Linked DNA regions of Mus musculus: region 1 is linked to region 2. A link is a loop called in an ENCODE intact Hi-C map of the cell type or tissue named here. Cell type or tissue: heart. All regions are shown on one strand. Links, peaks and the distances in the headings refer to the core of each region. The heading gives the core; the rest is flanking DNA.

Region 1 (6,267 bases), core at 595-5,594, 180 kb after region 2:
ATGGGGCTCTTGTTGTCCTTTCATGAGGCTTATGTTGTCCTTTCATGAGCATGTAAATGAACACTCCAGCACTGAGCTCTGGCTTGTTCAGCCCAGACAGGATCTGAGCTGCCACCTTCCAGTCTTTGCCTTCCAAGTACCTGACATTATTTGCTTGCCTTACAGGCCTGTTCAGGAATCTCTTTATCAGAGTGTGGAGGTTTAGCTCCTGACGTCAGGTCTGGGAATGGATCCAGGGCAGATCCAACTCTCCCCCTTTCAACTTGTTCATAACTTTAAACTTGAACACTTAGATGAGACTTAAGTGCTGTTCAGACCAAATTTCTACCCAAAGTATAACTCTTTCTGGGACAAAGAAAAACCCTCTAGAAATGGAGGCCACAAACCTCCTGGGGAAGCTTAACAAGGTGGAAATTGCACCCCCCCCACACACACACACACACTAGGCAGACAGCTCTCTAGCTCGCTTTCTCTCTCTCTCTCTCTCTCTCACACACACACACACACACACACACACACACACATACACGGCAGATAGCCCCCCATACACACACACACTAGGCAAACAGCCCTTCCCCACTAGGCAGACAGCTCTCTAGCTTGCTCTCTCTCTCTCTCTCACACATACACGGAAGATAGCCCCCCCACACACACACACACTAGGCAAACAGCCCTTCCCCACTAGGCAGACAGCCCCACACACTCACACACACACACACACACAGGGACAGACATACACACACACTAGACAGACAGACAGACAGACACACACACACACACACACACACACACACACACACACACACACACACACGGCAGACAACCAGTATGGGGCATTCTTGGACCTCCAAGGTCTTATTTAAGATCTGCCTGGGATGTCACCTACTGTGACTTCAGTGGAGACAAATAAAGAGGATAAAATAGGCCTAAGACCTCAGGGGCAAAAATGAGGGTGTCTGGTCAGAAAATAAAGAAGGCACTGTGCTTGGTGATCTGATCGCTACTTTTCATGTTGCTGTAATTAAATACCCAACAAAAGTAACATAAGAGGGGGGTTGTTCCCACCCTGAGGGTACATCCATCACGGAGCAGAAGGCCTGGCAGTGGCAACAGTGGCAACGGCAGCTGTATATCAGCGCACTTTCTCCTTTTTATTCATTCTAAAACTCTAGCCCATGGAATCCAGGCAAAGAAAAGAAGAAGAAAAAAAGACGACCCTGCACAGAGCCTTTACCCTGGAGCGTGGCTCATTTTCCGTTGGTAGTAGTCAGAGGCAGGAAACTTCTAGCACTGTGGATGGACAACAGTGATGTCTACCCAGTCTGTGCTTATTTAGCGCCAGAATTGTATGGGACCTTCAGTTTTAACACTTCACTCAGATTCCTAAAGTAATTATCTGTGTCTACCTAGGCTCAGGACAACTTGTGACCTAGCGTGTAAACACTTCTCTCTGACCCATGAGTTTCTACAACACAATCAAGCCTTTCAATCTTGAGTAAAGCACACCCTCAGAGTAATGTAAAAAATGGAGGGAAGCAATTTAAAAATATTTTAAGACTTCCCTGAAATTTTTATACAGTGTATTTGATCATATTTATACCTTTCAACTTTTCTTGCCTCTGCCTTTACCTTCCTCCCTTACCCAACTTGTGCTCTTAGCTTTTTTAGTTCAAATTCCATTATTCAAATGGTTGGGTGTGGGGCCAGTCCTGGAAATTGGCCAACCTACCAGGAGTTACACCCTTAAAGAAAACTGATCCTCCCAGATCCAGCTGTCATCAAAAACAAATAGCTCCTCTGCTGGGGTTGGACTTCCGGCCAAGGTCCACCAGGAGATTCCTAACATTCCTTAGAGTTAAAATTTGGTTTTCCCACTCTGGTGCAGGCCTGTGGCCTTGGTCCTGCTGAGATGCTTAGAAGCTTTATTTAAAAAGTCTGGGTCCCCATGAAACCCTACAATACTCAGGCTTACCAGGACATTTGGTAGTGAAAGACCCACAACGTGAGGACTCCCCCATGTTCTGACTCAGGAGAGGCGACACCCCAAATCACTCATAAGAAATGGTCTTGCTGCAAACTGCAAGAGGATTTTTATTCAAGAGTGATCTCGGGGGCCCACGGTCATACACCATGCAGGGGTAGAGGACCGTGGCGCGCCAAGTAGCTGGGTAAGGGGGTATTTAAAGGAAGAAACCACAACTCAAGGAAGTGGGGAGGGCGTTGTTGGTTAAGAGTCCCAAGGAAGTGCAAAGTCACAAGAGTCACAAGGAATACCTGGTAATTGTGCAGGTTATCTCTCAAGACAGTTTCTAAGAGCCCCTAACAATAGCACATTTGCATAGCGGGTTCCAGCAGTGGTCAGGTTGACTTTCTTTGAATGAACACTCTTTGAACCCAGGAAGCGGGTGGGTGGATGAATGTCGCTATCTGTTTTATGATTAGCATACCTTGGAGCATTAGTCACAGAGGTCATATTCCCAAGCCTGGGCCTAAAGGCCTAGAATTTTGTTTTTACGTTATACTTTCAGTAGGAGTGGAGTTATTGACCCTCGTCATTTTTAAAATCAGGAGTGCTGATAAAAGATTAAAGCTTTGAAAGGTTCCAGTCCTCCCTGTACCTGCCTATGGCCGCCACTAGCTGCTCCCTGAGTCCACTCAGGGTGAATATGCCGGCTACACTTAAGCAAGCTTTGTTAAATGGGAACATGGAATGTCACTGTACATGCTTCTTGTAAAATTACCTAACAGTTGTGTCTCGGCAGCTAAGAGTTGTAGTAAATATTTAATCTCAAAGGGGGGTTCTACTCCACTTTGATCACTCTGTTCCCAGATAAAAAGCACACAACTTTTATTATGTATAATAAGCCTTTAAAGCACTAGAGATGGGCAGATATCCACCCTCTAAGATATTAGTGTCTACTTCCCTACAATTTATAACTAACCATGTTCCATCTGGGCTGCTCCTTTTTTTGTTTGTTTGTTAATTCATTTTCTTTTTTTTAAGATTTATTTTATTTATATGAGTACACTGTAGCTGTCTTCAGACACAGCAGAAGAGGGCATAGATCCCATTACAGATGGTTGCAAACCACCATGTGGTTGTTGGGAATTGAACTCAGGACCTTTGGAAGAGCAGTCAGTGCTCTTAACCACTGAGCCATCTGTCCAGCCCCTGGCCTGCTCTTAAATTCAATTGGCCAGCCGTCATTGCCTTGTTTTCATGGCAAACCTACTCCATGGTGTCTTCTTCTCTCCCCTCCCCCATCCTCTCTCTCTTCTGCATCTTTATTCAACCAATAGTTTTAATTTAAGAAGCAAGGTTACAACAGCATCACTTGGCTGTGTGAGGATTCTTTCATGCCTGAGGCAACCAGAGCCAGCCAGTATTTAGCATTACAATACATAGCAAAAGACCAAACCTCAACCTTTGAAGTTTTCACACAGGATCCGAGTTTAAAGTGCACTAGCTGTAACGCCAGATCTATGTAATCTGGTGCCCTCTTCTGGCCTGTAGAGACACTATAGTTATGTGCTGAACAGCGTACACATACTCAGGCCAAACACCTACACACATAAATAAATCTTTCTTTAAAACACCTAAAAGTGACTCAGCTCTGGGAAAACCATGTCCATGCTTGGGGATGTCTTGTCTTGGCGGGGCAGCTTGTTTTTTTCTAATATTCATATTTATACTGGATGCCATTGATAAACTTTGACTTTGCTTTACATGGGCTCTGATGACATTCTTTTCTATGGAAAGACCCAAGAGACCCTAAGGTTACTTCCAGTGACAACATATGCAATGCCCCCATTTCTTCTCTTTTGATAGCATGGTACCTATACCTTGGGCTGCTCTTCTTACCTAACCCAAACCAGAAATGCCACTGTTCTACTGTTGTGAAGAGACACCATGACCATGGCAACTCTTATCAAAGAAAGCACTTTATTTAATTGGGGATTCCTTACAGTTTCAAAGGTTTAGTCCATTCTCATCATGGTGCAGAACCTAGTGGCACACAGGCAGGCACAGCGCTGGAGAAGTAGCCAAGAGCTCTGCATCTGCATCCAAGAGCAGCAGCAGAAGAGAGAGTGACACTGGACCTGGCTTGGGCTTTTGAAACCTCAGAGCCAATCCCCAGTGACACACTTTCTCCAACAAAGCCACAACTGCTCTAGAAAGGCCACACTGACTAATCCTTCCCTAATGATTTAAATATATGAGCCTACAGGGGACATTCATCTTCAAAACACCACACCTAGGGGATTCTAAATTCTGTCAAGTTGCTAATTGATGTTTTTAGCAACCACAAGTCCATTCCTTATCAACCTGATGTCCAGACATGCCACTAGATAGATAGATAGATAGATAGATAGATAGAGATATAGATAATGTATGTGAGTACACTTTTGCTGTCTTCAGACACACAAAAAAGGCCATCCGATCCATTACAGATGGTTGTGAGCCACCATGTGGTTGCTTGGACTTGAACTCAGGACCCCTGGAAGAGCAACCAGTGCTCTTAGCCACTAAGCCATCTCTCTAGCCCCAGACATACCACTTTTTAAGTCTTAACCATTCAACCCTTGTCCTGTGGCCATCTTGCAAGGAAAAACGCATTAAACCTAATTTTTAAACACCCCCATAGTCTTTTACTGTTCTAAAGTCAATGCAGAGATGCTTCTGTGGCTCAGAGCATCTTTTAACTTGGATACACTGTAATATCATGACCTGCAACACCTCTGTGTTAGTTCCTGGTTTTTACCACCCTAACAAACTTGGATACCTTGTACCATCACGAAACAAGTTACTACATCCAACACACAATGGTACAGAGTAAACAGTTAAGGTCCAAAAGGGGAAAAAAAGGATGACCACACAAAAAAAGAGAGATTGGACCAAAGCAGGACTGAAACCTAGTCCAAAAGAGCCAAATATGCAACTGCATGCCAGGCATCTGGGACTCATGATAGCTTCATCATCTGTACTTCAAAGGACTTGGGTAGCCCCATTCCTCCAACTCTGTCACATGCTGCACAAATCACATTTCATGGTCTGGCTCGATTCCATGCCTACAGCTTTCCTCATCGAATGTAACAGGCTTCAGAAATCCCCAACATCCTGGGCCTTCCTTCCACTTTGATTCAGGAGTCATCTTCTCAACTTTATAAAATGGTCACTCATGGTCTTCTTGTGGGAAGGCCATGCCACACCTTGCCTGGCCTTAGCCACTCTCTGGAACTATGGAACAAAATCCATGACACAAGTCTCAAAACTCTGGGTTATCTTTTGTTTGTTTGTTTGTGCTTGCAAAACATACCATATGGATGATGGTTTCAAGTTCTTTGACACCTCAGAATGGAGTCTTACCTCTTGGACCATAGTTGTAAAAACTTCTATATACTTAAATCTGCAAAAATCAATCTCCTAGGCTGCTGTTTTCAAGCAGGAAATGCTTTCTGAGGTATTCTGAGTTCAAACTCTCTCCTTTCAAATAAATTTGAATTTTCACAAATTGGAGTGGATGGGTGGAGCCTCATCTCAAAAGTGTCCTGTCCCAGTGCAGACGCGAAGTAGGTGTTGCTTTACTAAGACTAATTACTTAACAGTTACAGCTGCTTTTGCCAGGCATGGTGGTGAACACCTCTAATCCTAGTACTTGAGAGGCTGAGATGAGTGGGACTCTGTGAGTTTGAGGCTAGTCGATGTGACAAGCTGGAGGCTAGCCAAGGCTACATAGTAAGATCTTGTCTCAAAAAACAAAACAAAACAAAAAATTATGTCTACATCCTCAGAAACTGCCTCCCCTACAACATTAAGTTTGATCAAATTATTTTCCTCATCAAACTGCAAAAAAAAATTGGTCTATTTATGCCCTCATTGTAGACGTGTTACAATGGCAACTAGTTGTTTGAGTGAGAATGTCTCCCCATTGGCTCATGTATTTGAGGTAGTGGAATTCTTTTTTTTTTTTTTTAATCTTTTTTTTTAAGATTTATTTATTTATTATATGTAAGTACACTGTAGCTGTCTTCAGACACACCAGAAGAGGGCGTCAGATCTTGTTACAGATGGTTGTGAGCCACCATGTGGTTGCTGGGATTTGAACTCCGGACCTTCGGTTGGGTGCTCTTACCCACTGAGCCATCTCACCAGCCCAGTGGAATTCTTTATAATAGGATTAGAAGGATTAAGAAGTGTGGCCTTACTGTAGGGAAGGGTATCACTGGTGGTGGACTTGGAGGTTTCAAAAGCCTATGACAGGTCCA
Region 2 (6,267 bases), core at 894-5,893:
CACTATCAAGTTAGAGGTTACACTGACCTTGGTAAGACCCTGTCTCAAAATAAATAAACAAAAAAGCTTCCCTTTCTAATCTAATCCCGTCCTTCATGTCTAGATTACATTTAACAACTTGGTTTCAGAAGATTATCCACTTACTCAACCAATGCTAAGGCAAATAGTAAGTAGTGCTGAACTCCCTTCAATGACATCAGCAATCTGAGAAGCAAACACCATTGAACAGTCAATCCCAAATGCTATTAATCCTTTCCCCTTGCCTACTTTTTCTTAGTGGCTAGGAAAGCAATATCCTTGTTTTCTAGCCTTCTGTATGGTAATATCTCATACCACTGGCCTGCCTCTCCATCACCCCCTCCCCACCCACCCTCAACCCCACTCCTCCACCCCGTCTCACTCAGACAGACAGACACACACACGTGCCTCTATCTTTCTGGCTTGAATAGGATGTAATATCTAAAGCTAAAACAGTTCTCTTTAAAGCCAAGATAAAGGTCAAGGAATTTACACTTAAACCCTGACATTTTGGAGTATAGTACAAAGACAGCAGTCGCTTCTTCCCTCAAAACATCTTAGAAAAAATAATTCCCACTTATCTAGTCATCAGTTTTATAGCCAAATGCATTCCTAAGTAATTTTTTTTCTTTTTAAAAGCCTTATTCTTTTTAAAAATTCAATTCCTTACATGTATGGATGTTTTGTCTGCATGTACGCCTGTGCAACTCATGTGTCTGATGCCTTGGAGGCCCAAAGAGGGTAACAGATTTCTAGGCCTGGAATTACAGGCAATTGTGAACCATCATTTGAGTGCTAGGTATTGAACCTAGGTCCTCTAGAAGAGTACTAAGTGCTCTTAACCCCTGAGCCATGTCTCCAGCCCCAAGAGCGTTTAATTTTATGTATATGGAGGTTTTGCCTATATGTATGTTTGTGCACTACATGTGTGCCTGGTGCTAGCAGAGGCCTAAAGAGGCCTTTAGCCCCTGGAACTGGGTTCCAGACAGTTGTAAGCAACCATGTGGAAACTGGGCATCAAACCCAGGTCCCCTGTAAGAGCAGAGAATCTTGAGTGCTGAGCTAAGAGCTCACGAAGCCCAGGAAGAGTTTAAAGTAGCCAAAGTAGGTCTAATAAATAAAGTGATCAGTTCCCACTGAACTAAACCAAATGATCATCATCAGAATGCATTCATTATACAGAACTAAACTTGTAACCCAGTACTATTGATTTCTCTTGCTAGACAAGAATCCTGAAGGACAGGAGTGCAGCAACCTAAACTTAACCATATCATAAAATCTTATAACTCCTGTAAAGGGAGAACCGTGTGTGGGCTGGCAGGTGCCTGAGGACCTTGTGTTTGTATCACCTTTGCCTTTGTATCACCACATAAAGTGTTTATAAAATGCAAACGTTGGGACCTCTTTAGAGCCACAAGGCCTGGCTCATTCTTCATGCTAATTTAGAACCACAGTGGCTCAAAACAGACTAGTGATTACAAAGCGAGCAACTCCCATTCCCTATTAAGTTCATACATGTGGAGACAAGAGCAAAGCCACTTCAGGTTCACCCACATTCTCATCTAATGCATTCTCCCATAACCACAAGATTAAGAATGTCAGTTTCCAAGTTTCCATATAAATTTTAATACCACATGTACTGAGGGGAGGGTTAGACAGGACCTCAAGTAATCCATGGTGGCCTGACAGTCTGGCTCCTACTCCTAATCCACCTCCCAAGTGCCGGGATTACTAGCCTGAGCCACCATGATAGGTAGGCTAAACTCTTTTGACAAGTTTTGTGGTGTTACTAGAGACAAGCACCCTACCAATGAGGTTCCTCAGAGATGAAGTGTCCACTTCTTTTGCTGCCTTTTCCCGAAACTATCACAGCAAATCAACAGGATCACAGAAATCTTGTTACCTCCAAGGCACCTCCCCAGTTCCACCTGTTTAAGACTTTTTTCTTCCTTTCTTTTTTCCAGTCTTCTGCTGCCCAGCCTAGCCTTGAACGCCTAACCCTGCTTACAAGCAAGTCTGACCACACCAAGCTGTTTAAAAGCAATGCCTGATTTTAAACGTTAGCCAGTAAGCTACACCATATGCAACTTTTCCACAGATGTTAATAAGCTTCACTTGAGGAGCAGGTTCTTCCGCTTTCGCCACTTTCCAAGATTCTGATTTTGGGTGGCACCTGGGAAATGAATCTACATATAGTCCAGGTGCTGTTTATTTATTTATAATTCAGCCTTTCCCAGCTTGGCTCCAACTCGCCATCCTCCTGATTCAGACTACTGAGAGTTGAGATTACAGACCTGTGCCCACCTCGGGTGAATTTTAAGATCAGGTGGTGCCTTCGCCAGGCTCAATCTCATCTCTGGCTAGCTCACACGTTTATAAAGACCTCAGGCCCCTTGGTGTGTATGGTACCATCAATTAGGTAGAAGTTGCAAAGTTGACATCTTCGGACTAAGTTTCAACGTCAGTATTAATTCAACTGCTATGGAATTTCTCTTCTATTACACTTCATGTAAGATCCGGCCGGCCGGAAAGGCCACGTGCTTCCTACAGCAGTACAGCCCTTTCAAGAATATGAGCCGGACATGCAATTAACGCTCAGAAGTTCCCCTTTCCATCACATCCCTCGGAACTACTAGGAAAGACCGCGGGTCCGGAGAACCGGGCCGGGCTCGGCCAGACACCTCTCGCGGCTCGGCACCCAGAAGCCAGTAGGGAAAGGAGGACCAAGGAAAAGCTAGGCAGGGAGGAGTCAGCTTTAGCAAAGACCTCGTAAACAATGGAAAGCGGGAGCCCCACACGGCTACCTATCCCCCGAGGATGCGCGCAACCCCAGCTCATGGGAAGCCGGGGGAGCTGGAAGCGGCGGCCATTACCTGCGTCCAAGCAGCCGCGGGGCCTGGGTCGCAGAGAGCTCCCGGTAGCCGCCACCCAAGGGAGGCGCCCACGCCGGACCGCAGCGCCAGCCTCGCTGTACCCAACCTTGCAACGCCATCTTCCCAACCTCTGCCCCACCATGGCCCGACCTCTCTAACCCCGGCCTAGAAATCACTTCCGGGGCGAAGAAAAAAAAAAAAAAAAAAAAGCCACACAGCGCGGAGGAGTGGTCTAGAGCGCCACCTGGAGGCCGTTCAGTTCCGGTCTTCCTCTTCTCAGACCAGCGCCACCTTGGAAGTTTCTGGTGAGAGTGACTGGGGAAAACTTGAGGCTTTGAGTAACGCTGTGTTATCAGACACCCTCAGGTTATCACATTTAACCACAAGACACCGTTTCACTGTGCTTTATAGTCTCAGAAAAGGGAAATGGCCCTGTACAGTGGCAACCTTAACTCGCCAGGCTTGGACATCTGTCTGATTGTGAAAAGCAGAAAACGATTTATTAAATGGGACCACACTGAGAGGATGAAATTCAATGACTCCCCACGTTCATCTTCCAGGTCTAACATAAAGATAAGGTTTAAATGGAAGGCAAGAAGTGTGCAGTATAAGGAAATTGTGTCCCCTCACCAATCACCCTTCACCCGTCACCCCCGACCCCTGATCCAGCCTCCTTCTCCAAGCCTGCCCCCTTGACAAGTTGCAAATCCTTCTGTAGTTACTGGCTGCCCCCAGAAACTCAGGCTTTTTCCTTCCAGCATGAGATTTCTGGGGTGGTTCCATTACTGAAGTTTGATAGCCAAAGACAGAGCCCCAAGTGTTTCAGTTGAAGAAGCAAGGGAAGGGAGAGGGTCTCCTACACCTGAGTCTGGTTGATCTCTAGACAACTGAGAGTCAAGTATCCCAGCACAATTAACATTTGCTTTGAGAACAATGTTCCCTTTCTACAGGAATGTTTCAAATAAGAATGTTACAGTAGCAGGGAATCATGTGTAATGCCTAAGCATGGCATGTTTCCTTTCCTAACTATAAATCCGCAATTTTCTAGAACTCACAACAAACCTCACTTATAGTAAAAGAGACTTTTTAACTCCCTCTGCAATTTTATGGCCCTTGGTTTATATTATTAGATTGGAGTCTATCAGAAGCACCTCCAGGACTACTCTGTCATCTCATTTATTTCAAGAGGGAAAAGGAGAATGGGTGGGGGTGGGGGTCCCTTAGAAACTCTTCTGTTACTGGTGGTAAAGGTCTGGGCTGAGTGTTTCCAGGCTTCGAGAATGAAGAACATGGGGAGCGACCCTTATTCAGAAAGAGTCAGAACACACTGCATAACTGTGGGTAGCAGCACCAGTGGAGATGCTTAAGGGACCCCAGTCATTGTTTGTAGCTTCTAGATATGGGATGCAGAGGAGTTTGGTTGTTAAGGGATACCCACTTTGTGTGACTCTATGTTTTCATTCACAGATTAAATACACAATTGTTTCTTATTGTCCATGTTTTCAAAGTCAGTGTAGGCCAAATGGGCCAACATAAAGATGGATGGACTGAGCCAACTGAAACCAGAACCAGTGTGGGCCAGCCTGTGTCCGTCATATATATCTCCACCCCTCTTCTCACTCCCCAGACATCACAGGCTGGCCGCCTGACTCTCAGGGTCTGTGCAGAGTCTGCAGAATTTGGCTTGTTTTAGGCTATTTGCTGCATTGCTTTACCTCCCTCCCTCCACTCTACCTTTAGCCACGACTTCACTACCCACCTTGTCCCTGTTGCCCTCCTATTTAATTTCCCTCCTTTAGTTTTTCTCTATCAACCTAGTCCAGCCACTTGCTTTCTTTTTTTTTTTTTCTTCTCATTCATGACGTGCTACCAGTGTTTTGTGGTTTTTTTTCTTTTAGGTTTGGGGGTTTGTTTGTTTGTTTGTTTCTTGAGACAAGGTTTTGCTTGTGTAGCCCAGGCTGACCTAGAACTCACTCTATAGAGCAGGCTGGCCTTCATCTCACAGAGAACCACCTGCATCTGCCTCCCAAGTGCTGGGAGTAAAGGCTTTTTTTCTTAGTTAAGGGTTGTTTTGTTTTGTTTTGTTTCTAATGGAGGCTGGAGGAACAACTGGTGGATTAAGAAGATTTCATTTCCAGAAGCCCCCAGTTTAATTCCCAACACTCATGTTAGGTAACTCACAACTTCCTGAAATTCTAGCTCCAAATGATTCATGCCCTCTTCTGGTTCCTGAACACACACACACACACACACACACACACCAAACCAGGCATGGTAGTGCATGTTTTTAATTCCAATACTTGAGAAATAGAGGCAAACAGATCTCTGAAACTTTGAAGCTAGATAGTCTATATAATAAGACTGTCACAATAAACAAACAAACAAACAAACCACCACAAAATAGCAGCTCAAAACGTTATAGAAACCCACTATTTTGGAAACTAATTAAAAAATATAATTTAAAAAATATCTTGAACACAGGTACCCCCAAAAGACATAAGGTATTAAGTGAACATCCCAGTGCTGTGTGTGTTTGCATCCTTTGAGTTATTGGGTAGGAGCCCTGCACCACAAACAGTATAGCCTATTGCCATTGTTCTTGGTTTCCCACCATAACTATATAGTAAGATTCTATGATGAAGACAGATTTTGGTTGCAGGACAGAAAAATCAAGCTGGAAGTGACCTGGGGACTTCTTTCCTGCTGGCTGTCTTTCATATGCCAGCAAATGCAATTCAGGCCACTGGGGGAGGAAGGTCATCTAAACTGTTACTCAGGATGAGTACTGGGCCGATAGTGATAGGGAGTTTATGAGGAAAGCCAATGACTTCCACATCAGATTTGAGGCCTGCTCTATTGGAGGAAATACATGCCTTGTACCACAAAGATGATCTAATGCCATGGCTGCAAGGTCATCGGCCCTGATGGGAACCTACTTCTGCCATCTTGCTAAATAGACAAGTTATCTAAATGGACATGCCTTCTAAATATTAAATTGCTAGCCACAGATTGGTACGGCCCTCAGCCTCGGCCAGAGAAGCTTGTTACTGCAGTGGACAGTCAAAGCCCTGAGCATAGTGACTGCTGGGTGCTTGGACAGCTTCGTCTGCCACCCAGAGCCCAGAGAACACTGTACAAGGCGGGAACGGGAGGAATACAGGAGACAGAGATGGAGAGGTATGCTCATAAATGCCGCCTCCTGAGCATGTCATGGATGGTACAGTCATGGATTCACCTTGTTGTGCCAGGGAAATGTTAGTGATCCCCCCCAAAACAGACAGGAGCCAATCTGATGCAACTCACAGCAGGGTCTTTATTTTTTTCGAGCTAGCTTGCTCCCCACCCCCCATCCCCAACGCACTGCTGTCACACAGGA

The links. A loop is a pair of places that touch in the nucleus more often than their neighbours do. Peaks named below come from ENCODE experiments on the same cell type or tissue, not always from the same donor. Only the 100,000 strongest peaks of a DNase experiment are listed, where the experiment ranks them.
Region 1: it touches region 2 in a loop (2.5-fold over the local background); 9 of 42 quality-filtered maps call a loop at or near these places.

What each region holds. Positions count from the first base shown.
Region 1 is chr16:20,476,901-20,483,167 of GRCm38, forward strand. No RefSeq gene overlaps it. Among named protein-coding and RNA genes, the nearest start is that of Eif2b5, 19 kb to the right of the region's middle. In heart, for the core only: a CTCF peak has its summit at 3,508 (motif pointing left); no DNase peak of the experiment used is centred there; H3K27ac peaks cover 787 bases.
Region 2 is chr16:20,299,318-20,305,584 of GRCm38, forward strand. It overlaps Parl (presenilin associated, rhomboid-like), which reads right to left and starts at 3,045. Exons shown (of 10, transcript NM_001005767.4): 1 at 2,892-3,045. The coding sequence starts at 3,010. In heart, for the core only: a CTCF peak has its summit at 3,160 (motif pointing left); a DNase peak (open chromatin) is centred at 2,964; H3K4me3 peaks cover 2,192 bases; H3K27ac peaks cover 1,513 bases.